Linked DNA regions of Mus musculus: region 2 is linked to region 1. The links are chromatin loops, found by intact Hi-C in ENCODE. Cell type or tissue: left cerebral cortex. All regions are shown on one strand. Each heading gives the region's core, and the rest is flanking DNA. Links, peaks and the distances in the headings are about the cores only. Region 1 holds the start of Gm40089 (a long non-coding RNA gene). Region 2 holds the start of Tmem79 (transmembrane protein 79).

What was found. Hi-C counts contacts between places; a loop is a spot of excess contacts. Peaks named below come from ENCODE experiments on the same cell type or tissue, not always from the same donor. Only the 100,000 strongest peaks of a DNase experiment are listed, where the experiment ranks them.
Region 2: a loop joins it to region 1, with 2.6 times the contacts of the local background. A loop is called at or near these places in 3 of 42 quality-filtered maps.

Annotation. Positions count from the first base shown.
Region 1 is chr3:88,460,851-88,476,291 of GRCm38, reverse strand. It overlaps Gm40089 (a long non-coding RNA gene), which reads left to right and starts at 10,157. Exons shown (of 4, transcript XR_867446.1): 1 at 10,157-10,278; 2 at 10,546-10,752; 3 at 10,908-10,961; 4 at 13,963-14,198. It also overlaps a transcript of Sema4a not described here and the pseudogene Gm5979. In left cerebral cortex, for the core only: a CTCF peak has its summit at 8,948 (motif pointing right); a DNase peak (open chromatin) is centred at 8,953.
Region 2 is chr3:88,328,930-88,344,370 of GRCm38, reverse strand. It overlaps Tmem79 (transmembrane protein 79), which reads left to right and starts at 9,938. Exons shown (of 4, transcript NM_024246.5): 1 at 9,938-9,989; 2 at 10,689-11,479; 3 at 11,718-11,931; 4 at 14,439-15,441. The coding sequence starts at 10,732. The coding sequence ends at 14,652. It overlaps Smg5 (Smg-5 homolog, nonsense mediated mRNA decay factor (C. elegans)), which reads right to left and starts at 8,111. Exons shown (of 22, transcript NM_178246.3): 1 at 7,874-8,111; 2 at 2,415-2,513; 3 at 1,807-1,930; 4 at 1,335-1,491. The coding sequence starts at 7,947. In left cerebral cortex, for the core only: a CTCF peak has its summit at 12,896 (motif pointing left); DNase peaks (open chromatin) are centred at 6,826, 7,531, 8,125, 12,893 and 1 more place; H3K4me3 peaks cover 2,643 bases; H3K27ac peaks cover 2,498 bases.

The DNA of each region.
Region 1 (15,441 bases), core at 4,741-12,740:
GCTGTCCTGGAACTCACTCTGTAGACCAGTCAGGCTGGCCTCAAACTCAGAAATCTGCCTGCCTCTGCCTCCCACGTGCTGGGATTAAAGGCAAGCGCCGCCACACCCGGCTTTTTTTTTTTTAATGTAATACTGTTTATTTAACTTCAAAAACATTTCAGCATTCTGAACATACAAAAAAATAACAGAATGTTGCAAATTGCATTTAGCTCCAGAGGGTTCTTGGACTTCCACTGATGCAGTAGTTCTTTGCTTTGCTGACAACGATGAGTTCTACAGTTTCTTTAAAAAGTTTAAAAAGTGCATGGTGGCGCACGCCTTTAATCCCAGCACTCGGGAGGCAGAGGCAGGCAGATTTCTGAGTTCGAGGCCAGCCTGGTCTACAAAGTGAAATCCAGGACAGCTGGGGCTATACAGAAAAACCCTGTCTCGAAAAACCAAAACCAACCAACCAAACAAAAAAAGTTTAAAACCTACTGCACTTAACTAAAAAAACTCCAAACACTTCTCATGCTGTCCTACCCCTCCCCCATCCACAACTAAGAATGTCAAATGTCAGCAGAATGCTATGCCACCGTATACAAAAACAAGACAACCTGGAGCCAAAGGATGCTCACCGCAGTATCAACAGGTCCAGCCTCACAGTGCACACCCTGAGCTATGCCCCCTCCAAAAGGCATCTTCCCCTCAGAGCCTCCACGCCAAACAAGGAGCATCAAGAATCTGTCTGGGTTGTTTTGTTCTCTTTACCAACTATAGATATGTACAGTTGAAAACTCAGGTTTTCTAGCCAATAACCATATAGTTAACACTACCTTACGAGTTGAGAACAAAATGCCAGAAACATCTTCAAATGCCTTGTCACACCAACAGCCAAGTGCACTGAGTGAGGAGGACTCGAGAGTGCCTTTTCATTTAAAAAATGGAGTTATGTACAACTTTGATACAGCTTCAGGGCACTCTGGACACCCACAGCCACTTCATGTAAACCACTGACACATTGAGAAACTACAATATGATCCTGATCAAATTTTGTAATTAAACCTAACAAGGGCAATAGACACAACTCAAATAAGAGATGTGTCAATCACAGCGCTCTCCTACTCTAAGGTAGTCACAAGGAGACAGAGCTTTTATTCATCATCTTCCTCTTCCTCCTCCTCTTCCTCTTCCACCTTTATCTGGGCAACTTTAGCAGGCCCCTTGGCCCCCTCAAACTTCCCTTTAGACTGACAGTCAGCGACACCCTTCTCATGCTTCTCCTTCAGCTTTGCTGCCTTAGTGACGCAGGCTGCTTCACTCTCACTCAAGTTCTTCCACATCTCACCCAGATTTTTTTTACCACATCTCCAATGGAGATGCCAGGGTTTGTGGATTTGATCTTGGGGCAGAATTCAGAGCAGAATAAGAAAAATCCAGATGGAGGTCCTTTGAGGCATTTGGGTCCTTCTTCTTGCCTCTTTTAGCTGCTATATAATCTTTCATCTCCCAATCATAGCTTATTTTATCTGCCTTTGCCATTTCATCAAACTCTTGATTTCTCTTTGCTAGACACGGTCTTCCACCTCTCAGAGCACTTCTTGGAAAACTCCACAAAATTGACTGCAACCTCTGGGTTTTTCTTCTTGTGTTCTTCCCTGCGTGTCTGCATGAAGAAAGCATAAGCAAACATCTTGCCCCTTGGTTTCTTGGGGTCACCTTTAGCCATCCTGGCTGTATTGTTTGCTAGTCTGGGCAGCGCAGGGCACGCCTTTAATCCCAGCACTAGGGAGACACAGGCAGACAGATCTCTTGAGTTTGAGGGCAGCCAGAGTTACACAGAGAAACCCTGTCTCGAAAAACAAACAAACAAACAAAAAACAAACAAAAAGAAAGAAAGTAAGGGAGGACAGAAGGTAGGAAGGTAGGAAGGTAGGAAGGTAGGAAGGTAGGAAGGTAGGAAGGAAGGAAGGAAGGAAGGAAGGAAGGAAGGAAGAGCCGGGCAGTGGTGGCGCACACCTTTAATCCCAGCACTTGGGAGGCAGAGGCAGGGGGATTTCTGAGTTTGAGGCTAGCCTGGTCTACAGAGTGAGTTCCAGGACAGCCAGGGCTATACAGAGAAACCCTGACTCGAAAAAACTAAGAAAGAAAGAAGGAAAGAAAAGAAGAAGGAAAGAAAGAAAACGGATCTGTAATTGTACCAGAAGGGCCTGAACTTTCCATATGTCTTTCCAAATGCCAGAATTCTTGTCAGGTTTTGCAGGCAGGAAAAACAATATCAATGGGAAAGGAAGGGCCAGGCATGATGTTTAATCCCAGTTTAATCCCAGCACATGGGAGGCAGCAGCAGAAGAATCTCTAAGAGTTCCAGGCTAGCCTGGGCTGACCCTGCCAAAAACAACAACAATATCAAACACACACACACACACACCACCACCACCACCACCACCACTACCCCAAAATCAACAGGAGTAAAATCAATAGGAAAATGAGAACTGAGATCCAGCTGAAGGAGGCTGGGGGTTTGCCAGCATCTTGAATCAGCAGACTTCTGGTGTGCCAGGCAAGAGGTGGTGGCACGTGCCAAGTGAGGGATTGCTATAGTTGAGAACTTCTCTGAGGGCTTTGGGGTACCAGCTGAGACAGTTCCTCTCAGACCATGTTTACAGACTGAGGGAAGCAACAGAAACAGATTTCTTTGTCTCTGATGGATCTTGAAGGCTGGAATCTTAGGTCTCTGGTGGCTGAGGAAGGAATGGAATGAGTTATCCTGCCTGCGGCAGCTGTTAAAGGTTGAGTCCTGGAAGTTGGTCTGCCTTTGGTGAGTCTTGAAGCAAGGGTATGTGTGAGGGCTGAGCGCTAAAATCACCTGTGCCTTTCATTATAAAGCTCAGACGAGAAAGTGTCATGAAGCCTAAGGTATGTCTGAATTTACTGAGAAACCACCTGGTTCTCATTGGCTGAATGGGGTATGCAAATAAGGTGAGACTTAGGACCAACCAGTGAAGAGCCCTCAATCTTAAAAGTTTCCTGCTGTGCGCAGTTGCTGTGGGTCTGCGCAGGCTTGTTTCAGTGCCTTAGGCTCTGACTGCCAATTCTGTTCAGCAGGGGTTTGTGCGGCTGGGTCTTTTGTTTCCTTTAAGTCAGCTGCTGTTTTGACAGCTGTCAGCAGCCAGCTCTTTGCCCCGAGGGAATTCAGTTCCATCAGTAAGAAAGTCTGGCATCAGATGAGTTTCCTATCAGGGACCCATCCTCCCCCAACTCTCATTGTACAGTCCCCACCAAACTCCAAACTAAAATCAGCCCTTCTTTCTTTAAGTTGTTGGGGAATTTTTTTTCTTTGTTATTGTTTGCTTTGTTTTTCCAGACAGGGTTTCTCTGTGTATCCCTGGCTGCCCTGGAACTCGCTCTGTAGACAAGGCTGGCCTTGAACTCACAGAGATCCACCTCCCTCTTCCTCCCTACTGCTGGGATAAAGCTGTACTCCACCATGTTCTCAGATGTCTTGCCAAATCTGCGAGATAAGTAGCTAACACAGTTGGTTCTGTGAGACAGAGCCTCACTCTGTAGCTCCGGCTGGCCTGGAACTCATGAAGATCCTCCTGCCTCAGCCTCCTGAGTTCCGGGATTTCCAGCATGAGCCATAGTAAGCATATTTGTTTTTCAGATTAAGAGAGTTTTCTCCTCTGAAGTTTATCTATCTCTAGCTACACATATGCAAACATTTAACAAATGATGCTTGGTATAGAAGTGTCCCAAGCTTTATGAAGGTATATATATATATATGTATGTATATATATATACATATATATATATATCTTCATGTCTCATATATATATATATCTTCATGTCTCATATATATATATATCTTCATGTCTCATATATATATATATATATATATATATATATATATATATATAAAATGACATGCAATATGATGTTTTAAGATATGTAATCAGTGTAAAACAATGATCAAGCTAATTAACTGTGGGCAGCTATTTTTTCAAAACTGAAGGGAGCTTCTTACTATTGAGGAAGTAGATGAAATAAGGCTCAAGCAGTAAACAAGGTCTCAGGAAGCTCCTTAAACCGAGAAGATCCACGAGGCAACATAAGCAGTAAGAACAGCTGGGCAGAAGAGATTTGCAGACCCTCCAGGCCGTGCACGGAGCTCTAGGTGTGCAATGGTCAGGCATGCAACGGTCCTCAGCCCTACCCCAGCTGGGGGTGGCTTTTAGCTTGTGCAGCTCCTTTGAGTCACCGAAGCTTCTATGAGGAACTCTCCTCCACGCACTTGTAAGTAACATCAGTAAACTCGCTGGCTTATTAAAGAGACTTGGGGGCTGGTGAGATGGCTCAGTGGGTAAGAGCACCTGACTGCTCTTCCAAAGGTCCAGAGTTCAAATCCCAGCAACCACATGGTGGCATACAACCATCTGTAATGAGATCTGACTCCCTCTTCTGGAGTGTCTGAAGACAGCTACAGTGTATTTACATATAATAAATAAATATATATATATATATAAAGAGAGACTTGGGCAGAATAACTTCTTTCTCTTGTTTTCTTTCTTTCTTTCTTTCTTTCTTTCTTTCTTTCTTTCTTTCTTTCTTTCTTTCTTTCTTTCTTTTGAAACAAGGTCTCACTTTGCAGCCCATGTTAACCTGATCTTGTTATATAGACCAGGCTAGCCTTGAGCTCACAGAGATCCATCTGCCTCTGCCTCTGCCTCCCACTTATTAGGATTACAGGGACGAGCCACCACGCCTGGCAACTTCCTGAGTGCTGAGGCTGGAAGCCACAGAGGTCTCTTTGACCCCCACATCCAACCTCGTAACAACTGAAGGGAGGCAAGAGGGTAGTTAGGTTCAACATGACTAAATAATGGGTGTTGGTTCAAGATCTGGAGTCTGACCCCAAGTGGTTTATTTTAGGCCTACTTAAATTAGCACCGCACAATTTGGTTTAAAGCCTTATTCTGGTAATCATTAACTCAATCCCGAGTTCACAACAAAGCATTCCTAAATAGCTTTAAAAAAAACAAAGTGAGCTAAACACAAACCAGGCATGACGACAGCGAACTCTTTGTGAGGTCCACGAAGATAGGTTCTATAGATTGAGAAAAACAAATTAACGATAAGGGTCTACGAGATGATCTGGTGCTGGAAAAGTCTCTGGCTACACAGGGCAAAGGTCACCAGCCTTCTGGACACATAAGGCTGTGCATTCCTTCCCTACGGGAACAACCATGTGTTTAACATTCCAGACTCCTCTAGTGCTTCTCTGTGAGCACACAGACCTCTGTGTGGCCTACAGGAAGCTGAGGCTGAGCCGTGTGAGGGTGGCACGTCCCTGGGGTGCTGCACATCTGTTCCATCTTCTCATGTGGTATGGGGTGCAGTGATGGTTTGAATAGGAATGGCCCTTATAGACTGTATGATAGGCACTATTAGGAGGTGTGGCATTGCTGGAGGAAGTGTGTCACTGTGGAGGTGGATTTGAGGTCTCCTATATGCTCAAGCTGTGCCCAGTGTGACAGACAGTCCCCTTCTGCTGCCTGCAGATCAAGATATAGCACTCTCGGAGACCCCTCCCGCACAGTATCTGCCTGTGTGCCGCCATGCTTCCTGCCATTAAGGCAGTGGACTGAACCTCTGAACTGTAAGCCAGCCCCAATTAAATGCTTTCCTTTATAAGAGTTGCTGTGGTTGTGGTGTCTCCTCACAACAATAGAACCCTAATTAAGACAGACAGCAAACTAGAACAAGTTCCCTCCACCCACATCATGTATTCACAAAAGCCTGTGACTTCAGCTTCTAGGGGATATGTTGGTTAGAGTTTCACTGTTGTAAAGAGACACCATGACCGCAGCATCTCTTATAAAGGAAAATATCTAATTAAAGCTAGCTTTCAGTTTCAGAGGTTTAGCACATTATTGTCATGGTAGGAAGCATGGTAGCAAACAGGCCAATATGGTGCTGGAGATGGAGCCAAGAGTTCTACATCTTGATCCACAGTCAGCAAGGAGAGACTGTGTCTCACACTGCACTTAGATTGAGCATAGGAGACCTCAAAGCTCACCTCCAAAATGGTTATCTCTACCTTCTAATAGTGCCATTCCCTATAGCCAAGCATGCAAACACAGGAGTCTATGAAAGAGTGGTCTCCTGAGTCATTGCTGTCTCTGAGGCTCACTGCCTCTGTCTGCTAACCCAGGCCTAGTCCTGGAAGCCCCTAGCCTCTGTACAATCTAACCTAGATGGTTAACTTGGTGCTAAGTGAGCTCACCTTTTCTTGTTCTTTCTGAGCTCTGGCTGGCTGGTTCAACTCCGCTGTCCTGGCTCAAGCTCCTCTCCAAGCTGACTGATTCAAACTGGCTTCTCTCTTGGTCTCTCCTGAATTGCTCTGCCAGACCTCAACTAACTCTAGCAATCTGTTCTAATCTTCTGGCTCCTTCTCATTCTCTGGCTTATTCTGTCTTAATCTATGTCTGCCTTGATCTCTGCAACCTGCCTCTGTAAGACTCTTCCAGTAAAACTGCCTCCTTCTTTTTCTCTCTTTGCACTGCTCTCCTAAGTAGCTTCCCTTTCCTCCCTCTTGTGAGAGTTGGGCGTATCCAGTCTGTCAAGTCTTTCTCTGATTTGTCACTTTGTCTGCCACTCAATTAGATATCACATTGAAACATCCCATTGGTGCTTCCTGCTACAAAGTTATGTTACTTTCATTGTTTAGGATTAAAGGTGTATACCAAGGATGTGTCCATATTCCAGCCAGAGGGTTTAAAGGTGTATGCTAAGGGCTGAACCACACCATAATTAGAAACAGGTTGTTTTTTTCGTTAGGTAACACAATCTTGGAGTTCATATGGTAATCGAATATCCTGCAACAAGTCTATGGGGGCCATTCCTATTCCAATCACCACAGGGGATTTGATGCACGTGGCCCCAATTTATTATTAAAAATAATAAATACATCTTAAAAAAAAACAGAAATGGCGGCTGGAGAGATGGCTCAGCTGTTAAGAGTACTGACTGCTCTCTTAGAGGTTCTCAGTTCAATTCCCAGCAACCACATGGTGGCTCACAACTATCTGTAATGGGATCTGATGCCCTCTTCTGGTGTGTCTGAAGACAGCTGCAGTGTACTCATATACATAAAATAAAGAAAATTTAAAAACAAACAAACAACAACAACAAAAACAGATTGAGGGCTGGTTAGATGGCTCAGTGGTTAAAAGCTCTGGCAGGAGACCCGGGTTCAGTTCCTAGCACCCAGATGGTGGATACCAAGTTCCAGGGGATCTGATACCCTCTTCTGACATCTGCAGATTCCTGCATGTATGTGGCATACCACATACATATACGAAGGCACACACATACACACAAACAAACAAATAAATATGAAAAAAAAGGAAAGAAAGGCAAAGAGAAAAAGAAAACACCACCTGTATTCCCAGATCAAGACATTAGTGTATTCCTTGTGTAAAGAGGCACTTACAATAGGAAAGAGACACATGGCTGCTGTCTGCTGTGTCAACCTCGGATGTGGCGGGGCACATGGGGAAAGAGAGGGAGATATGAGGTGCTGCTTGCAGGATGCAAGTGGCAGGGAATGGAAATGGCACGTGTGCTCAACAGCCTTTCCTGGGACTTCAGTTCAAGAAGCTCAGTAGCTACCATCCGTTCTTAAAACAAAGGCAGCCTGAACTGAATCGACACAGGCCAAACCAGTGCCTAACGGACAGGCTCACACGAGCCACTGAGAAAGTCCTACAAAGAGCAGAGACTGGAAGACAACAGAAGAGGAAGAGGCTTAGAGCCCTGCTGTACCCGGAGCCACATCACCAGCCCCAGTAATTCCTTCCTTCCCTTCTTTTCTTCTTTCTTTTATGAGATGGGGTCTTACTGTGTGGCAGTAGCCCTGGCCGGCCTGGATCTCACTGAGTTCCACTTGCCTCTGCTTTCTGGATGCTGGAATTGAAGGTGTGTGCCACCTTGCCTTTCAAAAAGAAAAATGAATGTTAAAACAATCAAAGGGATTAGAGAAGGGCCACACAGACAAGGGAGCTGTCTGGGTCACCTAGAAAGAATGTGGCAAGGTCTGTGTCACGCTGGTGTTCCTTATGGGGGTGGGGGAAGTTAAGGAAAAGTCAGATGCTGTGAGTTTTGGATGGTTCCAGAACTTTCACTGCAGTTCACCGATAAATAAGGTAAACTGTAGAGATGCCAGAGCACTTCCTGTTCTTACAGAGGACCTGGGTTTGACTTCCAGAACGCACATGGTGGCCCACAATCTTCCATATCTCCATTTTCATGGCATCTTGTGCCCTCTTCAAATCTCTGAGCGTGCCAGTCACATGCATGTGACATGTGACATACATACAGGCAAAAGATTCACACACACACACACAAATAAAATAAGTACATTAAAAAATAAAACAGTACAGGTGAAAAAAAAGATTAAGCATAGGCCATCAAGACGGCTCCGTGTGCGAAGCATTTGCCGTACAAGCCTGACAACTTGGGTTCCATCACCGGAACCCACATAAAGGTGGGAATGATGCCTCAGGGTATCGTCTGATCTCCACATAGGCACTGTGGTGTGTGTGTACCCCACATACGCATCACACACACACACACACACACACTAACAGACTTAGTGTGGGGGCTAAAGAGATAGATCAGGGAGCTGGAGAGATGGCTCAGTGGTTAAGAGTACTGACTGCTCTTCCAGAGAACTCAGGTTCAGTGTCTTACAGTGATCTAGAAAACTATAGCTTCAAGGGATCTGAAGGCTTGTTCTGGCCTCTGAGGGCACAAGATACACACAGTGCATTTAAACACACATAAGTGAAACATTTGTATACATAAAACCCAGAAAATGAGGTAAAATAAAGTAGAGATTGTTTGAAACGGAGCGTATGCTGGGGATGAAGACTGTCCGCGAGACGAAGACCCTTTCAACCGCCAGGTGTCGCTGTGGGAAAGGAAAGAGCTACAGAGCTAGCTGGCCAGAACTGGGGCCTCCAGCGGGTTGATTAGACCTGTGAGCCTAAGCTGAGCTGAACAGTGCATGCTGGCCCTGAGGAGACCATCGGAGGGGAGATGTGAAGTATCCTCATAGCAGGACGACAAAGCCAGGTGGATTGTGGAAAAAACGGCCATGGATTCTGGAGGCAAGGTGCACTAGTGTACCATCCATGATATACCCAAAATTGCTCTTTTTGTAAGGTTGGTTTTTGGGGATTTTTGAGACAGGGTTTCTCTGTGTAGCCCTAGCTGTCTTGGAACTCACTCTGTAGATCAAGCTGGCCTCAAACTCAGAAATCAACCTGTCTTTGCCTCCTGAGTGCTGGGATTAAAGGCTTGTGCCACTACTACCTGTTTTTTGTTTGCTTGTTTTTTAATTTTGTTTTGTTTTGTTTTATATGTATGAGTGTTTTGCTTAAATGTGTGTCTGTGCTCTCTATGTGCTGGGTACCTTCAGAAATCAGAAGAGCCTGTTGGATCCCTGGAGCTAGAGATGTGAGCTGCCAAATGAACGGTAGGAATCTAAATCGTGTCCTCTGGAAGAACAACAAATGCTCTTAACCACTGAGCCATCTCTCCAGCCCCAGGAAATATATATATATATTTGGAATGAGAGGTGTCCTACACAGACTCCTAACTTGTCAAGCTCCTGAGACTAAGTGGCTACTACTGTGGCTAGTGGCCCAGGACTCAGAAAACATCTGTATCCTCTTTCTTTCTTTCTTTCTTTCTTTCTTTCTTTCTTTCTTTCTTTCTTTCTAAGATTTATTTATTTATTTTATGTACATGAGTACACTGTAGCTATGCAGATGGTTGTGAGCTTTCATGTAGTTATTGGGAACTGAATTTTAGGACCTCTGCTCGCTCCTGTCGGCCCCACTTACTCCGCTCTGGTCAACCCCACTCCGACCCAAAGATTTATTTATTATTATAAATAAATACACTGTAGCTGTCTTCAGAAGAGGGCATCAAATCTCATTATGGGTGGTTGTGAGCCACCATGTGGTTGCTGGGATTTGAACTCAGGACCTTTGGAAGAGCAGTAGTGCTCTTATCCGCTGAGCCATCTCACCAGCCCCTGTATCCTCTTTCTACAGCTCAGAGAACATTATGAGAAAAGCAGCAGAGAGAATGTAAGAGATGGAGCAAGGATTGGAGCGCTGGGAGCTACTTACTCAAGAGGAAAGGTCATTAAAACCCAGGAAGTAGAACAAACTTACAAATTCTAGGAAGCACCAGAAATGTACAAGATTGACAAGGCCTCCTCCCAAGGTGATGCAAACCATAACAGCACCTGGGTAGAGGTGCAGACCAGTCAAGCTGCCTAAGAATTGTTCAGAGATTCCCGGGGTGCAACTTTTATGGCTTCTCTTGCTGGGCTGGGAAAAGCCCAACACAGTCTGGTGATAGACTCATGATAATTGCATCCTGGAAGCTCTCTGCAATGACCTACCTTGTTAGATAATCTCTGGGAGGGAGGGACCTGATGAGTCTGTTAAGTTTCAGGGATTTCCTGAGTTTTGGTTATCCTCTCTCCAGGGTGGACATGTTTCTGTTTGGAACAACAAAGCTGCCTTTGAGTTAACATCTGGTCAGGTAGTCCCTGACTGATGGAGATTTGATAGGTCCCTCATCCCCCAAGCATACACAAAGCAGCAAGGACTGCTGAGAGATGCTCTCAGACAGGCTGAGCTACCTAGAAGCTGAGCTCAGTACAACTGCCAGGAAGAGGCCCAGAGCACCGAGGTATGTGGAAAGCACGCTCTCTAAGACCGGGTGCTACATGCAGGTTGTGAGTGTGCTTTGGGCTCCCAGATTTTGAGCTGTCACTCATGCTGGGGGTAGGCTGTTTGCTTCTGTAAGTAACCCTGAAACCTCTGATAAAGCTCACTTGTTCACAGACTTGGACACTGGTGGTATGCACACTTTGGTCTGTCTTTGATTCCCTATTTGGGGTGAGTAGACATTTTTTTCACATTTCCCCAGAGTGTTACACAACAGTCAGGCTGTGTCTCAGGAGAGTTGACCAGCTATGAGTCAGGACATGAGTGCAGAACACTTCTTATTACAAGAAGAAAATTTCCCTCTAGGACCAACTAAAGGCTTTACAGAAGCAGGAATCTATGCAAATTAAAACCAAATGGTAAGACATTTGACAGACAGACAGACAGACAGAGACAGGGAGAGGGAGAGGGAGAGGGAGAGGGAGAGGGAGAGGGAGAGGGAGAGGGAGAGGGAGAGGGAGAGGGAGAGGGAGAGGGAGAGGGAGAGGGAGAGGGAGAGAAATAAATATGCCCACATCAGGTAATTTTGTGGGACAGAATCCTGACCGTCCATCCTCCCCCATCCCCCGCTGGCCTGAAGTTCACTGCATGGACAAAGCTGACCTTGAACTCACAGGGATCCACCTACTAAAGGTGTGTGCCACCATGCCCAGTGGCTAGCTGACTGATTTTTAAAATTCATGACTGGACTTTTGGGACTGTGGTTACCAGATCAGGTGTCCACACAGACCCCTGGCCTCTTCTCTTCAGACTCAACGTCCCCACTCAGAACTGCTGTTGTGTTTCCTGTGCTCCACCACAGGCTGCCCTTGCCAAAGTCTCCAAAGCCCCACAATGCAGTCTGTTAACCCAATGCCACATCTCTTCTCAGTCTTCACTTCACTTGACCTTGTTTGCCCCAGGTGACTCACCCTTCTTAGCCAATTTCGATGATTCTTCCTCTCCCTGCTTACTGGGCCTGTCTGCACTCACATCTGAGAGGCTTCCTCCAGGTCAAAGGCTTTGGATATCATGCACAAAGCAGTAACCCACAGGTCGTTTCTTTGCTTTAGACCTTTGTTATCCATTTGAAAGTCTAATGGCATCTCAAGGTTAAAGAGAGCAAGCCAGCATGGGGGCTCCCACCAGTGATTCCAGTACTTGAGAGATGGAGGCAGGAGAGCAGGAGTTTAAAGTCATCTTTGGCTACATGGCAAGTCTGATCCTCAACTTTCAAATGTTCTTACAAACTTTGCCATCAGCCCCGATGACACCTTTTGTCCGGTTTCCCAGGCTTCGAATCCCTGAGGCATTCTGGATTCTACTGTCTCTTCTGTCCCACCTTAGCTCACTGGAAAGATCAATCTATTTTTAAAAATATTTATCTTATTTAATTTATATGTATATATCTGCTCGTATGTATGCATACATAAATATAGGTTCCTGTGAAAACCAGAAGAGGGTATCAGATCTCTGGAGCTGGAGAGACACATGCTGTGAGCCACCAGTTGTGGATACTGGGGTCCAAACTTGGGTCCTTTGTAGGAGCAATATGCAGTTGTTGTTGTTTTTAAAGATTTATTAATTTTATGAGTATACTGTAGCTGTCTTCAGACACAGGTATCAGATCCCATTACAGATAGTTGTGAGCCACCATGTGGTTGCTGAGAATTGAGCTCAGGTCCTCTGGAGGAGTAGTCAGTGCCGTTAACCGCTGAGCCATCTCTCCAGCCCTGTAGTATGCAGTTTTAACATTTTTTTCTGTGCAGGGAATTGTGTGTGTGTTGTGCGCGCACACACATGCATGGGTGCACCTGTGTGTGCATGTAGGTGTACAGAGGCAGGGGAAAACATTAGCATTATCCTCAGGAAGCCAGTTCACCTCCTTTAAGACAAGGTCTGTCATTCACCTAGAGCTCACTAGTTAGTTTAGATGGCTGACTATCAAGCACAAAGACCCTCCTGTCTCTGCCTCCCCAGTGCTGGGATTCCCAGAATGCACCACTGCACCTATAATTTTCTTTAAAGGATTTATTTATTTATTATATGTAAGTACACTGTAGCTGTCTTCAGACACCCCAGAAGAGGGTGTCAGATCTCATTATGGATGGTTGTAAGCCACCATGTGGTTGCTGGGAATTGAACTCAGGACCTTCAGAAGAGCAGCCAGTGCTCTTAACTGCTGATCCATCTCGCCAGCCCTGCACCTATAATTTTTATGTTAATTCTGGAGATGTAAGTCGTGTCCTTGTGTTTATGAGGCAAACACTTCACTGACTGAGCTATTTTCCACTCTAGATCCTGAAGGATCCTCAAGGATCTAGGTCTTATGAATTCTAAGAAAGCATTCTACCAAGGATTTTTTTCCTTCCTTCCTTTCTTCCTTATTTTATTTTCTCCTTTCTTTCTACTTCCTTTTTTTTTTTTTTTAGATTTATTATTAAATTTTCCTTTTGGGGTTTAATTTTCCTTTATAGGTTTTTGCCTGCATGTATATCTATGTACCACATGTGGTTCCCACGGAGACCGGAAGAAAGTGTCAGATTCTCTGAGACTGGGATCAAAGACCTGTGTCACCACCACCCGGGTTTCCTTTTCTTCTCCTCTCCTTTCCTCTCCTCCTCTCCTCCTCTCCTCTCCTCTCCTCTCCTCTCCTCTCCTCTCCTCTCCTCTCCTCTCCTCTCCTCTCCTCCTCCTCTCCTCCTCTCCTCCTCTCCTCCTCCTCTCCTCCTCTCCTCCTCTCCTCCTCTCCTCCTCTCCTCCCTCTCCTCCCTCTCCTCCCTCTCCTCCCTCTCCTCCCTCTCCTCCCTCTCTCTCCTCCCTCTCCTCCCTCTCCTCCCTCTCCTCCCTCTCCTCCCTCTCCTCCCTCTCCTCCCTCTCCTCCCTCTCCTCCCTCTCCTCCCTCTCCTCCCTCTCCTCCCTCTCCTCCCTCTCCTCCCTCTCCTCCCTCTCCTCCCTCTCCTCCCTCTCCTCCCTCTCCTCCCTCTCCTCCTCTCCTCCTCTCCTCCTCTCCTCCTCTCCTCTCCTCCTCTCCTCCTCTCCTCCTCTCCTCCTCCCCTCCCCTCCCCTCCCCTCCTCTCCTCTTCTCTCTCCCTCCCTCCCTCCCTCCCTCCCCCCTCCTTCTTTCTTTCTCAGTGATCTTAACTACTGAACATGTCTCCAGCCCCATTATCCTCCTTGTTTCCCTGGACAGGAAGCCTCACTGGACCCAGAGCTCACCCACTGGGCTAGACTGGTGGCCAGCAAGACCCAAGAATCTCCTGCCTCAACCTCAGAACTGGATGATAGGGGCTCACTGCTGCACCTGACTTTTTCACATGACTGCTTGGGAATCGAACCCAGGTCCTTGAGCTTGCATGGTTATTGCTTTCCCGCCTGAGCCAGCTTCTCAGCCTTTTCTTTTTGAGACAAGGTCTCCTGTAGCCCAGTCTGGCCTTGAACATCCGGTTGTGTGTGTGTGTGTGTGTGTGTGTGTGTGTGTGTATGTGTGTGTGTGTGTATTTTGTTTTGTTTATTTGTTTTGAGACAGGGCCTCACCAGACAACTCTAGCTGGCCTGGAACTCACTATGTAGACCAGGCTAGCCTCGGACACACAAAGATCTGCCTGTGTCCACTGGAACTAAAGGTCTGAGCTACCACATATTATTGCCTTGAACTTCTAATCTTTCAGATTCCACATCCCAAGCTGGGATTACACTTCCCTTCCTTGTCACAACATTGATGGCCATCAGAAGTAGGAAGGGAGGGTGTCCAGGGCCCACTCTCTCTCTTTCTCTCTCTCTCTCTTGGCCTCTCCAGAGCCTGATGACAGAGAAAAGAAGTCTTGTGGGAATCACCAAGAAAAGTCCCTCTGCCTGTCCAGACCGACTATGGGTGGTGCCCCCACCCCCAACACACACAGCTCAGTCTCAGGCCTTTTCACTTCTTGGGCTTGTTCTCCACACCTCGTTCCAGTCAGTGCCAGTTGGCACCCCTTCCTAGAGACTGAGACTGAGGTCGCACGAGTATGGGGGAGGGGAGGTAGTGGGCAAGAGCCCAAGGGGAACAAGGGCCAGGACGTGGGAGTTGGTGGTCAGAGCTGGGTAGCCAACAAGGCAGTCCTCATGGAGTGAGGAACAGGACAGGCAGGGAAGTCTGGGGACCTTTGGGAAGGTGGGTGGGGTCTCACAGGGCTGCTTTCCTCTATATTCACCTCTTAAGCTGCCCCTGGCTAATTCTCTCTGGTCTCTTTAAGAGCTGCCTGGGAACTGGGGCACTGGAGGGGGCTGGCAGGCCCTCTCCCCCACCATGCCTGCCCTTGCTCGCTCCGCCCCTGCCTGGTACAGACTCTGCTGGAATTCTCGGACGCCTGGGTTAGGGGTCTGTACTGCTGGGGGTAAGGTGTGAAAGTGGTGGGCAAGGGACCCGTGATCCCCAGGGGTGGAATGGGAGTGGGATGCCAGGACACGGAGTGTGCGTGTGCCTGATTCAGGACATCATAGTGTGTGTGTCTGTGTGTGGCCTCTGCCAGGGCATGGGGGGCAGGGCATTCCCAAGAATGATTCTTCAGTTAGTTTGCCTGGGTCTCTTCACCTCCCTCCCAGTCGAATTTCCCCCAGAGACCTTCCTTTGCTAAACTCCATCAGCTGCTCACTGCCCTTCCCACAATCAACAGTACTGGCTACCCCTCCT
Region 2 (15,441 bases), core at 4,998-12,997, 130 kb after region 1:
CCTGATGTTCCTGTAGACTTTCTACTTGGCTGAATGAAGAAAACACCAAAGAGAAATAGGTAGTGTTCTGGGACCTGACCATCTCAAGCCAATTCTGAGGCTGTGGATCCTCTGGCTTTCTAGTTAAGCATATACACAGTATCTGCACATTAATCTTGTGGTTGGTTGTTTTGTGGTATTAGGGCTGTAATCTAGGGTCTCACACAGTCAGAAAAGCACTCTAGCACTGAGCTGCAATACGTCAGCATCTGTGTGTGCACACATGCATGTGTATGTGAGAACAGCATGTACGAGGCAGATGTAGACACTGAGTATCTTCCTCAAGTGTGCTCCGCCCTCGCTTACTATTTTTATTATATATATATATTGTGTGTGTGTACGTGAGTGGAGACTTGCATGGCATGCTACACATGTGGAAACCAGAGGACAACCTCTGGGAATTGATTCTTTCCTTCTGTTGTGTGGATCCCAGGGTTGAACTCAAATTAGCAGGTTTGGCAGCAAATGTCTTAACTCACTGAGCCATCATACTAGCCCTCTTCACCTTCTTTTGAGTAACTGAACCTGAAGCTTACCAAGTCAGCTGGACTGGCTGAACAGCAAAGCCCAGGAATCTTGCTGCCGCCTCCTTCCTAGAGCTGTGATTACCTCTGCCCCTGGGTTTTCACACAGGCGCTGGGTGCTGGAGACCCAAAGTCAGGTCTGTGTGCTTCTATAGCAAGTACTTTACTCAGCAAATCCTTTGTTTTTAAATAATATTTTAAGTAAACAAAGCACAGATGCTGTGCTTCTGATGTGAGCATTGTCAGGTAGTAGATAAAAGTCTACCTCTTAGGGAAAGCTGGGCCAAGGCTCTGGAGAAGGGAAGAGGGCAGAGAACAAGAGAGATGGAAGAAGGGCCTCCCTCTGAAGGGTAGCTGAGCTAAAGGGAGGACCATGAGGGACAGGAAAGCAAAGCGCGGCGCGAGGATCTCAGCGGCCGCACTTCTGAAGACTGTCAACAGCTTTCTCAACATTTCTAACCACGTCACAGCTTCAACCAAATACTGGAAAACAGTCCCCAAAGTTAAAAGCTCCAGCGCTGGCAGAACTCAGCTGGGGTCAGAAAGGAAAGGTTAACAGCGCCTTCCAGAGCCAGATCTGCACTAGTCCCTGGTCCCACCTTCCGCCTCCATGTCAGTTCATAGTCCTGGGCTTCTGCTCCTTAAGACTGTCACTATAAATAACTCGCACCCATTTGGAGAGCATCGGAAGGTGTTTCGTTTGCCTGGCTGGTTACTAGCTATTCAAACACTGAAGACAATGAGGGACAAGAAGCTCAGCGTCTCACTCACCCATGAGGGGATCGGTGACGTGAGTCCAGTCGATGCAGCACTGTAGTTCCAGCTGGTAGTGGGACTGGATATAGAGAAGGAGATGCTGGTAGAAGCCAATGCCAGCGACCAGATGAGTCCTGTAGGCACATTCCAAGGTGCTCCGACTGTGGATGTGCTGGAGACCAGGAAAGTAAAGAAATGAGCTCAGAGTGCCGCTCCCTCTGCTGCAACCTGCTCATCTGAGGACCTCTCTTCTCTTCTGGGCTCTAGAGTCTCAAGCACACCTCTCTTCCCACACGTTACCCCACAGCCTTAGAGCTGTGTTACTAGACCTCTCATGTGACAAGCTCTATTCTTTCTCCAGTTTCATTTTTGTGTGACTCCTTGTTTCTGCTCCACCCCTGCATGTACTGCACCCACTTTTCTAGCTCTCTACTTCTTCAACTTCACCTCTTTAAACAAGTTTCACCTGCGTCCTAGGGCCCCTTACCTTTTTGTTAGTCTTGATAAGTTGGATAACTTCATAGTATACCTTTCTCCACAGCAGTTCCTCAGCCTTCCTCCCATAGTCTACTGGATGCAAGAACATAAGCTTCACACAGAGCTCTCGTAGCCTGGGGAGGGAGAAGGGAGCATGAGGCGCAGTCATCCCTTGAGGAGGAACACACAGAGCCAAGAGCAAGGCATGGGCTATTACCAACACCAAAAGAGCTCTGCCTCCCAAGAGACATCGTATCATGACTCGGATTGCCTAGGAAGGCAAGGAGTCTCCAATAGACAGAAACAGGAGCAGGAAATAGCAAGAAGCTTAACACTCTTCATTCCCCACATGGTCTCTTCTCTGTCTTAGTTACTTTTTTCCCTTCACATGACCAATCCCCTTCAACTCAAATGCCATTTTTATGGTCCCAATCTAGTGGATGTACAAGCTGCAGACAGAATCAAGGATTCTCATCTGTTCTCTCAGGGAAGCCAGAGACTTCACTAGAGTACCATGAGGTCAGGAGGTTAAAGGTAATGTATATTAATTTATACCAGCAAAGCTACTCATAAAGGCAGGCAGGGAAATAGACTCTGTAGTTCAAGTCCCCAGCTTACTTGTTCCTCAGGCTAACGTTCTCTGGTTTGAACACTTCCTGATAAGCAGCTTTGTTGCAAAGGATGAGATCTAGCCGATGCACAGCCTCCACCACAGCCCTGCAGTGAAACAAAGAGCCCCTGAGTCAGACACATAGTTCACTTTGGGTGCCAGAATACAGATTCTAAAGAAACTCTGAAATGGGGAGGAGAGGGAAGGGGAGAGAAATGGAAGGGAAGGCTGAGGGTTAGGAAAATGAAGAGGCAGACTTCACTCAGATACAGCAGCCCTGCTCAAGGGATGTGGCAAAAATTAAGACATTGTCTGTCTCTCTGCCTGAGGAAGGCACTATTAGCATTTAGTGTATTCTACTAAAATTTTTCTGATACACAGATGAGCCTACCAAAATAAAAAAAAATTACCCTTTGGGGGTCATGATGTAATCCTAGGACTTCAAAGGCTGAAGCAGGAAGATTACTTACAATGACAACTTCAAAAACAGCCTGGACAATGTAGCAAGGCTCAGTGTAAGAAAATTACCCTACCCATGATGTCAACAGTATTAAGGTGGAAACCCCTCACAATAGGAAGAGTACCGACTTCCAGACACAGAAGCTCTAGGGTTCTAACCCTGACAAATTACCCAGCCTCTTAAAGGTCACCATATTAATAAAAATGAGTCACATAATGCAGGTACGTAGAATAGTTTTATAAGATTTAAATGTAACGATCTATTTACAGCTTTAGCATTCAGTAAACATTCAATTCAGAGCGATGGAGTGGATTCTTATATAAGAGCTTATCATCTCTGACATAAAAGAAAGAAGTTCTCAGTCTGGGAAGATGGCTCACTGGTAAGAACAATTAGTGTGCAAATGTGAGGATCTGAGCCTGAATTCAAGCACACACAGAGTGGACATGACTGTGAGTAACTGAGACTCATACATGCACAACCCTTTCATGTATATGCATATACTTTTAAAAAAAATCTTAACAAAAATAAGGCACCATGGGCTGGCAAAACTTGATGTCAGGCCTGATAACCCAAGTCTGACTCTGGAGCCCCACCCACATGGTGAGGGAGAAGACTGACTCCCATGAAGTCATGGGACACTCACCTGGAGTCATGAAGTTGTCCATGATTCCAGATGAGTGTCAGGGCTATTATGTATGCACAAGGGCAAATGCTTTGAAACAGCACACACACACACACCTGAGGCCAGAGGAGGGTGACAAATTCTCTGGAGCTAGAGTCAGAGGTAATTGTGAACTATGGGTTTTAAGATTCAAACTCTGGAAGAAAAATATGTACTCTTCATCTCTCCATTCTGAAACACAGACACACACGTACACAGATACACAGGTATATGTTTATTCATACTTTACTCATTATAACAAAACAGAGGTCTCAGAAAAAAAAAACCACATTTCTCTCATATTCAAAATCTCGTGTGTGTATAGATATACACGTATGTATGTGGGTGTGTGTACATGTAAACAAATGTGCCCATGCATATAGTATAAAATAAAAGAGAAGAAAATATAAAGGGATGAGGAAAGATTGAGTCCATGTAGCTTATGAAATATAAGGATAAGTGTTTTTCTAGTTCTAATTCTGTCCTGAGATTTTTTTTGAGTGAATTATAAATTTAATGTGAAGTATGCTAAAAGTATGCATATACACAAATAAATAAAAGCAAAAAAAAAAAAAAAAAAAAAAAAAAACCAACAAATAAACAGAACTGAGTGACCGTGTATAGTCCCAGCATTCACGAACTAGGGGGGCACATGAGACTGTCTCAAAGAGGAAATGGTGGCATGGCCTGATGGCTCAGTTAAGGGTTAAGGCTTTGGATGAAGTCTGCTGACGACCTCAATCTGTCCCTGAGTTCTACAGAGTAAAAGGGAAAAACTGACTCCCAGAAGTTGTCCTCTAACCACCACACAAGCTCTGGTACTTAATGGCACAAGTATGCCCATACTCGTGTACATACGAAATAGATGAACAGAACTTTAAAAAAAAAAAAACACTTCAGCTGGGCAGTGGTGGCGCACACCTTTAATCCCAGCACTTGGGAGCCAGAGGCAGGTGGATTTCTGAGTTCAAGGCCAGCCTGGTGTACAAAGTGAGTTCCAGGACAGCCAAGGCTACACAGAGAAATCCTGTCTCGAAAAAACCAAAAAAAAAAAAAGACTGTAGGCTTGGAAGCAAACTTCATGGGCTCTAATTTCATCTCTATTCATAACCAGCTCTGTGGTATTGCATATACTTCAGCTCACCTTACTATAAAATGGAAATATGACAATTAACTGCTTTGTTAAAAAAATATAACACTCATGACAATGCTCGGTAAATGTTCAATAAGCATTAATTTCCCTCCTTTTTGTTATATAATTGAGGTGTTTGATTCTAGAAGCTAAGAGGCAAGTGAGCCACCATAGCAAAGACAGCCACAGAAACTATACCACAGATGCCTAAGAAGTCCCCAAAGTAGGCTCTTCTCTAGTTTACACAAAAGTATGGCAAGTAATAGCTATGGAAGCAGGCAAATTAAGCTCTGCTGTAGACACAAAGGCAATCCAAACACAGACTGACGATGCCAGAACAAACCAAGATGTGCTCTTAGGCCAGAGAAAGTGGACCACAGCAAGCCTGGACTCTGTATGACCCAGTAGCAAGCACACTACTAAAAGCTACCCTACATAGGGCCAAATGACTGACAGCACCCAGCTGAACGAGTGGGCTGGAAATCAAAGCATTCTCACAGACAAGCTTGATAACTAAATATTCTGGAGTTCAGTCACCTTTCAGGCTACCTAGAAGTGAGAGCCAAGCCCTTTCTGCCAAGCTGGACTTCAATGCTAGAGGCAGCAGCTTAGTCCCTTGGACAGGGTGAGTTTGTTAGGGACAGGATCTTGCTGTCTTCATTCTCCGAGTTCAAATTCAAGTGACTGTCCTGTCTAGGCATCCTGAGCCCAAAGGGGCTTCAGTACCACAGGCAGACTTAATAAGAGTATAGGTGTTTTGTTTTTTTGTTGATGCCACTTGAAGACTGAACCCAGAGCCTCCACTAACCTACTACACCCCCAGCCCAAGCATTTGTACTTTTATGAACAGACTCCAGAAATTTCATTACATTCTCAATTATGTATTTATTTATCTTTTGTTTTTTTTTTTTTTTTTCCAAGACAGAGTTTCTCTCTGTGTAGCCTTGTCTGTCCTGGAACTCAGAAATCCGCCTGCCTCTGCCTCCTAATTACTGGGATTAATTAAAGGCGTGCACCACCACGCCCGGCCTCAATTTTTAAAAAGAGCTCCAAAGAGAAACACTTAGCTCTGGGAGTACTTAGCACCTCTTCCCCATTCTCTATCAGACCATAAGCTTCTTCAAGAAACTATAGAACCTTGCCAGAGCGCACGCCTGTCGTCTCAGCACTCAGGAAGCAGAAGCAGGCTTATCTCTGAGTTCCAGCCCAGTCTGATCTACAGAGAGAGCTCCAGAACAGCCAGGGCTCAAGAAACAAACAAAACTATAATCTCCCTTTGAAAAACCACAAAAATTAGTCTTGTCTCAAATCAAAGTCGTACAAATATTTCTAAAATAAGTACAGAGTTAATAAACCTAATAAATTCAGTGGTGTTTATAGATTCCCCAGCAACCCCTTTCTTCCTTCTTTTTCTTTGGATAGCCTTAAAAGAAATCAAAATGCTCTATTTGTAGATTGCTAGCTTCAGGAGTTTTTCCAATTTTCTGAAACTCAATGACAGCTCCACAGACTAACACATTTATCAAAAGTCAGAATGTCATCACCAGTGCCTTACACACACACACACACACACACACACACACACATGCATGTACACACACCAAACACAAACATAACAAAACTGGCTGCCTCAGTTGTTTACCCTGCTCAAAACCAACACAGTCACAGATAACCCCCCCCCCACACACACACACACATACCCACATACATACATACAAGTCACATACTGCAAGCAACCTGTCACACACCAGCTCAACCTGTCAGTCCTGAGAAAGGAAGGTGTGAGAAATTGAGAAAGCTGGCCTGACACAGTCAGAAGATTGTCCAGAGCCATTCCCCAGGCTGGAGACAAGCAAGGAATATCGAAGACACTGCCCACGCTGTGTCTGACAGGCTGCTCAGCACTTCGAGGCATGACTGGTTACACAAGCCATTTCTGGAGAACTCCTCGGCCTGGGGATCACTGCTTGGGGCCCCTTGGTGGGATGGAAGCCGTGGCATCAACTTCCTATTTCCAAACAGGCCTACATTCCCTTTCGCCTCCTAGCTTACAAGGCCAGAAGAGGCAGAGCACATGAATCAAGCAGCTCTGGGTTTTCTCATGGCAGCCTCCATTCAGCAGGGCCTGAGGTAAGACGGAAGCTGGAGCTCCACCTCCTACTAGAAGGCAGAACAGTCAGCGTGGTCTCCACTCTTCATCTTCCCATGACTCAGCTCTGCGATCTACGTTTTACCTACACTCTGTGGACATGAGATCCTAAGGAAGAACTGAGTCACAGGGTGCCTGCACCGATGAACCCAAAGTCCTCCTTCCTAGTCAACAAAATAATTAGCCTTTCTAGTCTTTATTCCAACTCAAGAGTCCACAAAATGTAAGCCATAATGGATTTCATAGTGTATTCAAATCAAACCTATATATGTATATAAAATTTGAAATTTCTTTCTTAAAAGATTTACCTTTAATTTTTGTGCACTGGTGTTTTGCCTACACGTATGTCTGTGCGAGTGTCAGATCCCATAGTTACAGTTAATGAGCTGCTATATGGGTGCTGGGAATCGAACCAGGAACCTCGGGAAGAGCAGCCAGGGATGAGCCATCAATCAAATTCTGTTTTTTGTTTGTTTGTTTTTCGAGACAGGGTTTCTCTGTGTAGCCCTGGCTGTCCTGGAACTCACTCTGTAGACCAGGCTGGCCCAGAACTCAGAGATCCACCTGCCTCTGCCTCTTGAGTGCTGGGATTAAAGGCGTGCGCCACCACGCCCGGCTCAAATCCTTCCTTTTAAGGAAGAAACTGAGGCCCAAGGTCACATAGCGAGAGGGGCAAATGAAGGACATGAACCTGGTTTGGAGGACGTCAGTCAATGGCTGTTTCCAGTAAACCACAGGTGCCCGGTAGGGTTCTGAGCACCAGTCCCTTTCGGGTCTTCTCCACCCGTGACCCCCATCCTCAGCTGCCCCCAATTCCCACCGGCTCTCTCCAACTCCGCAAAGCCCCGCGTCACGCTAGGCTCACCGCGGCAGGGGTTCCTGCACTCGCTTCAAACCTCCCACCCACCCACCCACCCACTGCTTCTCAGCTCCTCCCGGGACGCCCGCCCGCACCCCGCTGCACCCCCGCCCTCGCCCGGCCCGCCCGCCAGCCGCAGGCCCCGCCCCTCGCCGGCCCCGCTTCCCCGCCGCGGCTGCACACACACACCCTGGCCCTCTCACCGGTAAAGCCGCTTGGTGTGGAGGACCTTTGCCTCGGGTTCGCTGCTCTCCCCTGGAGGAGGGCCTTGGCTCATGGTGCCTGGGCCCGAGGGCACCTCCTGGTCACAGGCCCCCGCCACCCACCACTGGCGCCTCCACTGCCGTCTCCAGCTGTACCCGCAGCCGCCACTGCCGCCGGCCCTGCTCGGCCGCCATCGCTGTGAGGCGGCTGCCTGAGATGGCTCCTCCTCCACCTATCAAATCTCGCGATAGCTGCCGCCAAGCCGCGGACCGGCGACCAACCCACCAAGTCTCGCGAAAAATTGCCTTCTCTCTCCGGGAAGTCAACCGAGCTGGTTGTGGGTGGCATGGCTTCTGCTGGGCTTAAGTCCTCGGGGGACACTTTATTGCCACAGATGTAGAGAAACTGAGCGTTCTAGCGCAGGCTCATCCGCCTAGCTCGTCGGCAGCCGAGGCAACCTGCAGCGAGTTCCCACCCTGCTACGTGCAGAGACCCTGTCTCAAGTTTAAAAAGAGCGCGCTGGCGAGATGACTCAGCGGCTAAAGGCGCTTGCGGCCAACCTGAGCCCGACCCCTGGAGCCCGCATGGTATAAGGTGAATTGACTCCAGCAGGTTGGCCTGAACTTCACACGCGAGCTCCGTGTCACGCTCCCTAGCCCCCAAAATAAAATGAATTTAAAAAAATTAAGTTTCCAGGGGAAAAGAAAAGAGACCGTAGAGTGCAAAGCTCGCCATGGGACAGCTAGGTGCTGGAGAAGTGACTACCCACATGGCAGCTCACAACCATCTGAAACTCCAGCTCCAGGGGGTCCGAAACCCTCATACAGACATGTTTAGAGGCAAAACGCCAAAGTGCATAAAATAATAAAACGAATGGGCCAGCTATCATTGAATCAGACATCGTTGCAGAAGAGGGGCAGCGAAAAGATTTTAAGATCCGGAGGTTGTGGAGATCGGCATGCACAAGGTCAAGTCAGCTGCCAAAATCCCAGCGCGCCTGAGGGGTGGCTCCTGAAGTTGCTTGTTTTTTAAAGGAATTCTTCCCGAGAGAGTTATTTATTTATATTTTGTGGGTGCATGCATACAACATACACGTGGCCAGAGAACTTGGGAGAGTCAGTTTTCTTTTAAAAGTGTGGTTCTCTGGGGAATCAGACTCAGGTAGTCAGGCTTGGTGAGCCATCTTGTCAGCCCTATTGTTTTCCTAACTATAAGGCGGATCTTTGGGGTTCTCTCTCTCTCTCTCTCTCCACATTATAATGGCAATGTATATACCACTATGCTCCTGGCTCCAGCCACCAAGTCTCCTTTCTATTCCTCAAACTGCCTCAAGTCTTTTTCCATCTGTTGGCTGCGCTGTTCCTCTACAGGGAACTTCCACTGGGTTTCAGCTTCAGTCACCCTAAAGAGGCTCTCACTACTGAAATTCTACTACTGATTTGGTGTGAACTTTAATGTTGGTTACCTGAACAGCTAGAAACCTTGTCACTTTGTTCTTTTCTGTACATGTGCCTAGACTAGCACTTTTTTTGTTTGTTGGAGTGTGTGTGTGTGTGTGTGTGTGTGTGTGTGTGTGAGAGAGAGAGAGAGAGAGAGAGAGAGAGTCTCTACATAACTCTGGCTGCTGGACCAGCCTGGCTTCAGACTCAGAAATCTGCCTGCCTCTGCCTCATGTGCTGGGATTAAAGGCTTGTACCACCACAGAAATAGCGCCTCATTAATAATAGATACCCAATAAACATTTACTGGATGAACAAACTTGCAGTGTCATCTTTTAGCCAATTTACTCTGAGCACCCTTTGATACACAAACCCACTTTTATACCCTGATGCTTCCCTGAGCTGGAAGCTCTTACAGATCCCAGAATACATTAAGTCCACACCTCTGTGCCCAGCTGCACCCTTACTTTCAAAAAGGATGACGTCCTCCTGTAGAGTCCTTCCAGTAGGCAGATTCTGTAGGGCAGGGCCTGCGCCTTTAATCTGGGCCCCACCCGCTCTGGTCAGACAGGTTTGGAGACACAGGCAAGGGAGGGAAACTGGGAAATACTTGCAGAGCCAGCCAGGAGCTAGGCAGCTCCTTTCCGGAGATCCTCCGCCTCTTTGCAGATGGAAAGTAAGAGGGTATCATGGATCCAAAGGGCAGGGGTAGGAGGGGCCCAAGAGGTGAACGAAGGGAGCCCAATCCAGAAGCTGTGAGCTGGAGGGTGGCAGGGGAGGAAACAAGAGGAAGGCTTGGGAACGGCCACACTAGAGCTGGGAGTCTGAGTGGAGCCCAGCCCAGCTGAATCGGGTGAGACTGGCAATGGGAGAGTTCAGAAAATGACCGACTCCTGGAATGGAGACTGAGGAACCGAGATCTGGTGTCGAGTTCCTGGAGGGACCTGCAGGTCAAAGGGCAGGTGGAAGGAAGGGGGAAGGGCCAATTTCTCTATCTATAGGGTGACCCTTGGCTGTAGAGAAACTCCGCCTAGTCCTAGACACCTCAGCCTCCCATTCCAAAGCCAGGGTGGCCAAAAATCCGGGAGTTTTAGTGGAGAGAGTAGAAGGCAGGTGTGGGTATAGACAGGCCACACCTGCCTCTGCTTGTGCCCCCTGACTCACCCTTGTCCTGCTGGATGACATTTATTTTGAAAGGGATCCTCCATTTCGCTCCTCTGCTGCCCGCCCGCCTCTCTGTTTCAACACCTTCCTCCCCACAGTGTTCTCCCTAGAGTCCCATGAGGCCAGCTTCTCTGGGGAGTTCTAGGTCTGAGAAACTGTCCTGGGGCCAGAAGACTAGGTATTCTCACAGAACTTCTCCCACTGCCTATAGGATGACATCGTTCTGTGGTAGCCCTCGGAACTGAAGCCTCACAATGACAGAACCGGAGACACTGGCCCTGCTGGACATGAAGGAACCCGAGACTCCAGAGAAGAGCCCACCGCAGGCTTTAGTCCTGCAGTCAGAGGAAGAAGGTGGGACTGAGTCCCCTGGAACTGAGTCGCTCAGAGTGGGGTCTTCAGTAGGGTCTCCTATAGTCAGAGAGGGGCCTGAGGATGGTCCAGACAGCACAATAAGTGAGGCTGCCACTTTACCCTGGGGAACTGACCCCCATCCTAGCGCCCCACTTCCGGATCCCCCGGGCTGGCGAGATATTGAACCAGAGCCCCTAGAGTCAGAGGCACCTACTAAGTCGGAGGAGCCATTCAAAGAGGATGCCAACCTGCTCCCCGAGAAGACAGTTAGGGCCTTCGTGCCCATTGATCTACAGTGCATCGAGCGGAAGCCACAGGAGGAGCGCATCCTGCATCGCGACGCTGGACCAGGCGAGCTCAGGAATTTCCTGCCAGCTCGACTCAGCCACCCTGAGCCCCCAGAGCGCAAGTGGGCTGAGGCCGTGGTGAGACCCCCTGGCCGGTCCTGCGGGGGCTGTGGAAGCTGTGGAGGTCGTGAGGCACTGAGAGCTGTCGCCTCGGTGGTGGCGGCCCTCATCTTCTTCCCCTGTCTGCTGTACGGAGCATACGCCTTCCTGCCTTTCGATGCCCCGAGGCTGCCCACCATGAGCTCCCGCTTGGTTTACACCCTTCGCTGTGGGGTCTTTGCCACCTTTCCCATCGTACTCGGTGAGTCTGGCCCCGTGGAGAAGGGCTACCTGGGAAGTGGATTACAGAGCTTTCGACTGGGTGGTTTCTCTTCATTCTGCTGGAACCACTCAGGGTATCCTGAACCTGCCACTCTCTGTCCTCTCCTCCAGGGAGCTCTTGTGTCCACTCTGTAGCCCCGACCCAAAGAGCTATCTTCTGGGAAACCCATCCCAACCTTCCTGCCTTTTCTGATCCCATGTGCTTACCCTCTTGATAGGGCTCCTTGTGTACGGGCTGAGCCTATTGTGCTTTTCTGCGCTTCGGCCCTTCGGCGAGCCGAGGCGGGAAGTGGAGATCCACCGGCAGTACGTGGCCCAGTCTGTGCAGCTCTTCATCCTCTACTTCTTTAACCTGGCTGTGCTTTCCACCTATCTGCCCCAGGACACCCTCAAGCTGCTCCCGCTGCTCACCGGTCTCTTTGCCATATCTCGGTGAGTCGGGCGGGGGCTGGGGTGGCCATGGCTGGGGTAGGCATGAGGAAGACATGATTCCAGATCCTCCAGGGAGCTGAAGGTCTGCAAACCTGAGGTCGGGGATGGGAGTCGGGGTGGGGTGTTTCTGGATGTGCACCAGGCAGTGATGAGCTTGCTGTCTGTTGAGCTACACTGGGTAGCAGTTGGTCTCAGAGCCATGGCAATGGGGAGCTTTTGACTTTTTTTTAGTATAGTGTTGAATCCATTGCCTTGCGTACTCTAACCTCATTTGTCATTTAGTGTGTTCACTGAAGCTACTTTACTCTGAAACTCTCCATCCAAATAGCTTTAAGAATTGGCCTCTAACTGGGCGTGGTGGTGCACGCCTTTAATCCCAGAATTTGGGAGACAGAGGCAGGCGGATTTCTTAGTTCGAGGCCAGCCTGGTCTACAGAGTGAGTTCCAGGACAGCCAGGGCTACACGGAGAAACCCTGTCTCGAAACAAACAATCAAAAAAAAAAAAAAAAAGAAAGAAAAGAAAGGAAAGAAGGAAGGGAGGGAGGGAGGGAGGGAGGGAGGGAGGGAGGGAGGGAGAGAGAGAGAGAGAGAGAGAGAGAGAGAGAGAGAGAGAGAGAGAAAGAAAGAGGGGCTGGTGAGATGGCTCAGTGGGTAAGAGCACCTGACTGCTCTTCCGAAGGTCCAGAGTTCAAATCCCAGCAACCACATGGTGTCTCACAACCATCCTAACGAGATCTGGTGCCCTCTTTTGGAGTGACTGAAGACAGCTACAGTGTAGTTACATATAATAAATAAATAAATCTTTAAAGAGAAAGAAAGAAAGAAAGAAAGAAAGAAAGAAAGAAAGAAAGAAAGAAAGAAAGAAAGAAAGAAAGAGAGAAAGAGAAGTGAATGGATTGCCCCTACCCTGACCTTCGTGAGGCCAGTTCCTGCACTTAAACAGCCCCCTCTAGTGGCTGAATGGCTCTGATACCATTGCTCTCTGGGTGCGAGTAGAGCCTTGGTTAAGAGCACTGGCCTCTCCATCCAGAGGCCAGTTAACTCTCACTGAGGTCTCCTTCCCCTACCCCCATCCCCCTTTTTTTATATGATTTGAAGTCATCAATAAATTTTATTTATTTTTTTAAAATTTATTTATTAACTGTATATAAGTACACTGTAGCTGTTGTCAGACACTCCAGAAGAGGGCATCAGATCTTATTATGGGTGGTTGTGAGCCACTATGTAGTTGCTGGGATTTGAACTCATGACCTCTGGAAGAGCTGTCACTGCTCTTAACCACTGAGCCATCTCTCCAGCCCCCAATGAATTTTATTTTATCTCATTGAGACAGGATCTCAATCAGACCCACAGTGGCCTGAAAATATGTCAATCAGTCTCCTCTCAAACTCTCAGCAATCTTCCGGCCTCAGACTACTGAATATTGAAAGTGAGCTTTTTGTTTTGTTTTGTATTGGGACAGGGACTTTACATAACCCTGGCTGTCCTGGAAAGAACACACTGTGTAGAGCAGGATGGCCTCAGCCTCACAGATCTGCCTGCCTTTGATTCCTGAGTGCTAGGATTAAAAGCCTGTGACACCACACCTAGCAGGATCTTGGTTTCTTTATCTGCAAAGGGTAAATACAGGACACAGTGGAGCTAAGAATTAGAATGGAGCCTGGTGTGCAGGCCTGGGGTCCCCGGTAGTGCTGTATTCAGGCAGGAGGACCCCCCCCCCACACACACACACACATGTTGCCATTCCAGGGCAACATAGTGAGACTCTGACTCAAATACTAACTAAAAAGTAACAAGCAAAACAGCTGAGAGTAAGGGGAGACACCGGGTTAGGGATGCTGTTCAGTTACTGGGGTAGCACTGCTGGTAGAGGCCCTGTTAACCCCTTCACTTGGGAGGATGAAGGCAGGTCTAGGGGAGCTGGTGGTATAGCTTAGCTCTGTGAAGCCCTGAACCACCACACATTACTTTTTGTCAGTATCTCCAAAACAGATGACTCAAGAAACTGTAGCACTGGATGCCTAGGGTGGGGGCTGAGGAGAAGGTGGGAAATAGAAAAGGGGGAGACAATATCAAAGTTGAATCCTCAATTCACTCTCCATCACATAAATGAACATTCAATTGTAATTTAATTAATCATGAAATTAAGTTTTGCCAACTTAAATTTTAAATAGTAAGTAGAAGACCGGAATAAGAGTCTCACTTCAGCGGGGCAGTGATGGTGCACGCCTTTAATCCCAGCACTCAGGAGGCAGAGGCAGGCGGATTTCTGAGTTCGAGGCCAGCCTGGTCTACAGAGTGAGTTCCAGGACAGCCAGGGCTTCACAGAGAAACCCTGTCTCGGGGGGAAAAAAAGAGAGAGAGTCTCACCTCAGAGAGATGTGGGAAAGCAGATATCAGGGACATACATATAAACTGGGTGGGTGTTTGGAGTAGTATCGGCGCTGGCAACCCTTCCCGTCTAGTCTCTCACTGTCCGCTCTTGACTCTTGTTCTGTTTCCACAGGCTGATATACTGGTTGACCTTTGCTGTGGGCCGCTCCTTCCGAGGCTTTGGCTATGGCCTGACTTTCCTGCCACTCTTGGCCATGCTGGTGTGGAACCTCTATTACATGTTTGTGGTGGAGCCAGAGCGCATGCTCACTGCCTCCGAGAGCCGCTTGGACTACCCTGACCATGCTCGGTCTGTTTCCGACTACAGGCCCCGCTCATGGGGCTGAGCCACCTAGAGCTGCACAGGGGGCTTTCGGCACTTCCCTGGAACAGTTGTAGGCCTGGCCTTTGCCCAGGCAATGGACCTTTGATGCGAGGAACCTTGCTACTTCCCCACTGGGGCCCCAAATACCCTTACTCTCTCCTAGCCGCTGCTTTACAAACCCAGAGGATGAGAGCCCAAGGTCGAGACTGGAGAAGCACACTTCCTTCTTGGGCAGCTTCCCACCATGGCACAGGTGCTATGGCGGGATGGTCATCTCACTCCCTAGCTTCCTGTGGGTCAGGAGTGCAGAGCCACAGCCCACCCTGAACTGTCTGTGCCAGTGAGCGCCAAGGAGAAGGAAAACCTGCCTTAGCCCGAGGGTAGAAGTTGATGTCATGTCAGATAGTTGGTGAAGACCTTTCTAGGGGGCCTGGTTCTGGACCCGCTACCACTGGCCTCAAGACTCTTTTGCCTCAGTCAAGACTGTTATATGTAGCTGTTGTCTTTCCTGTCCCAACCTACACGGGTCTCTGTAACATTCCACTATTCAAACTTCCAAGGAGTCCCACTCTCAGGGGGCGGGGCACAGAGCTAAAATCTCCAAAAGAACTGGGTGTGAACTCACATGGTGGCTAGGAAGGCAGAGCGCCCTCAGCCCAGCATATAGCTGTGAGTATGTAATAAATCACTGCCAGGCTCCTGTGGCTCGTTCATTCTGCTCCTCCCCCACCCCCACCCTCAGGCACAAGTTACCTCCTAGCATCAAGGGGTACAAAGGAGGACTGGGGAGAATCGGGCCCTCAAAGAGAAA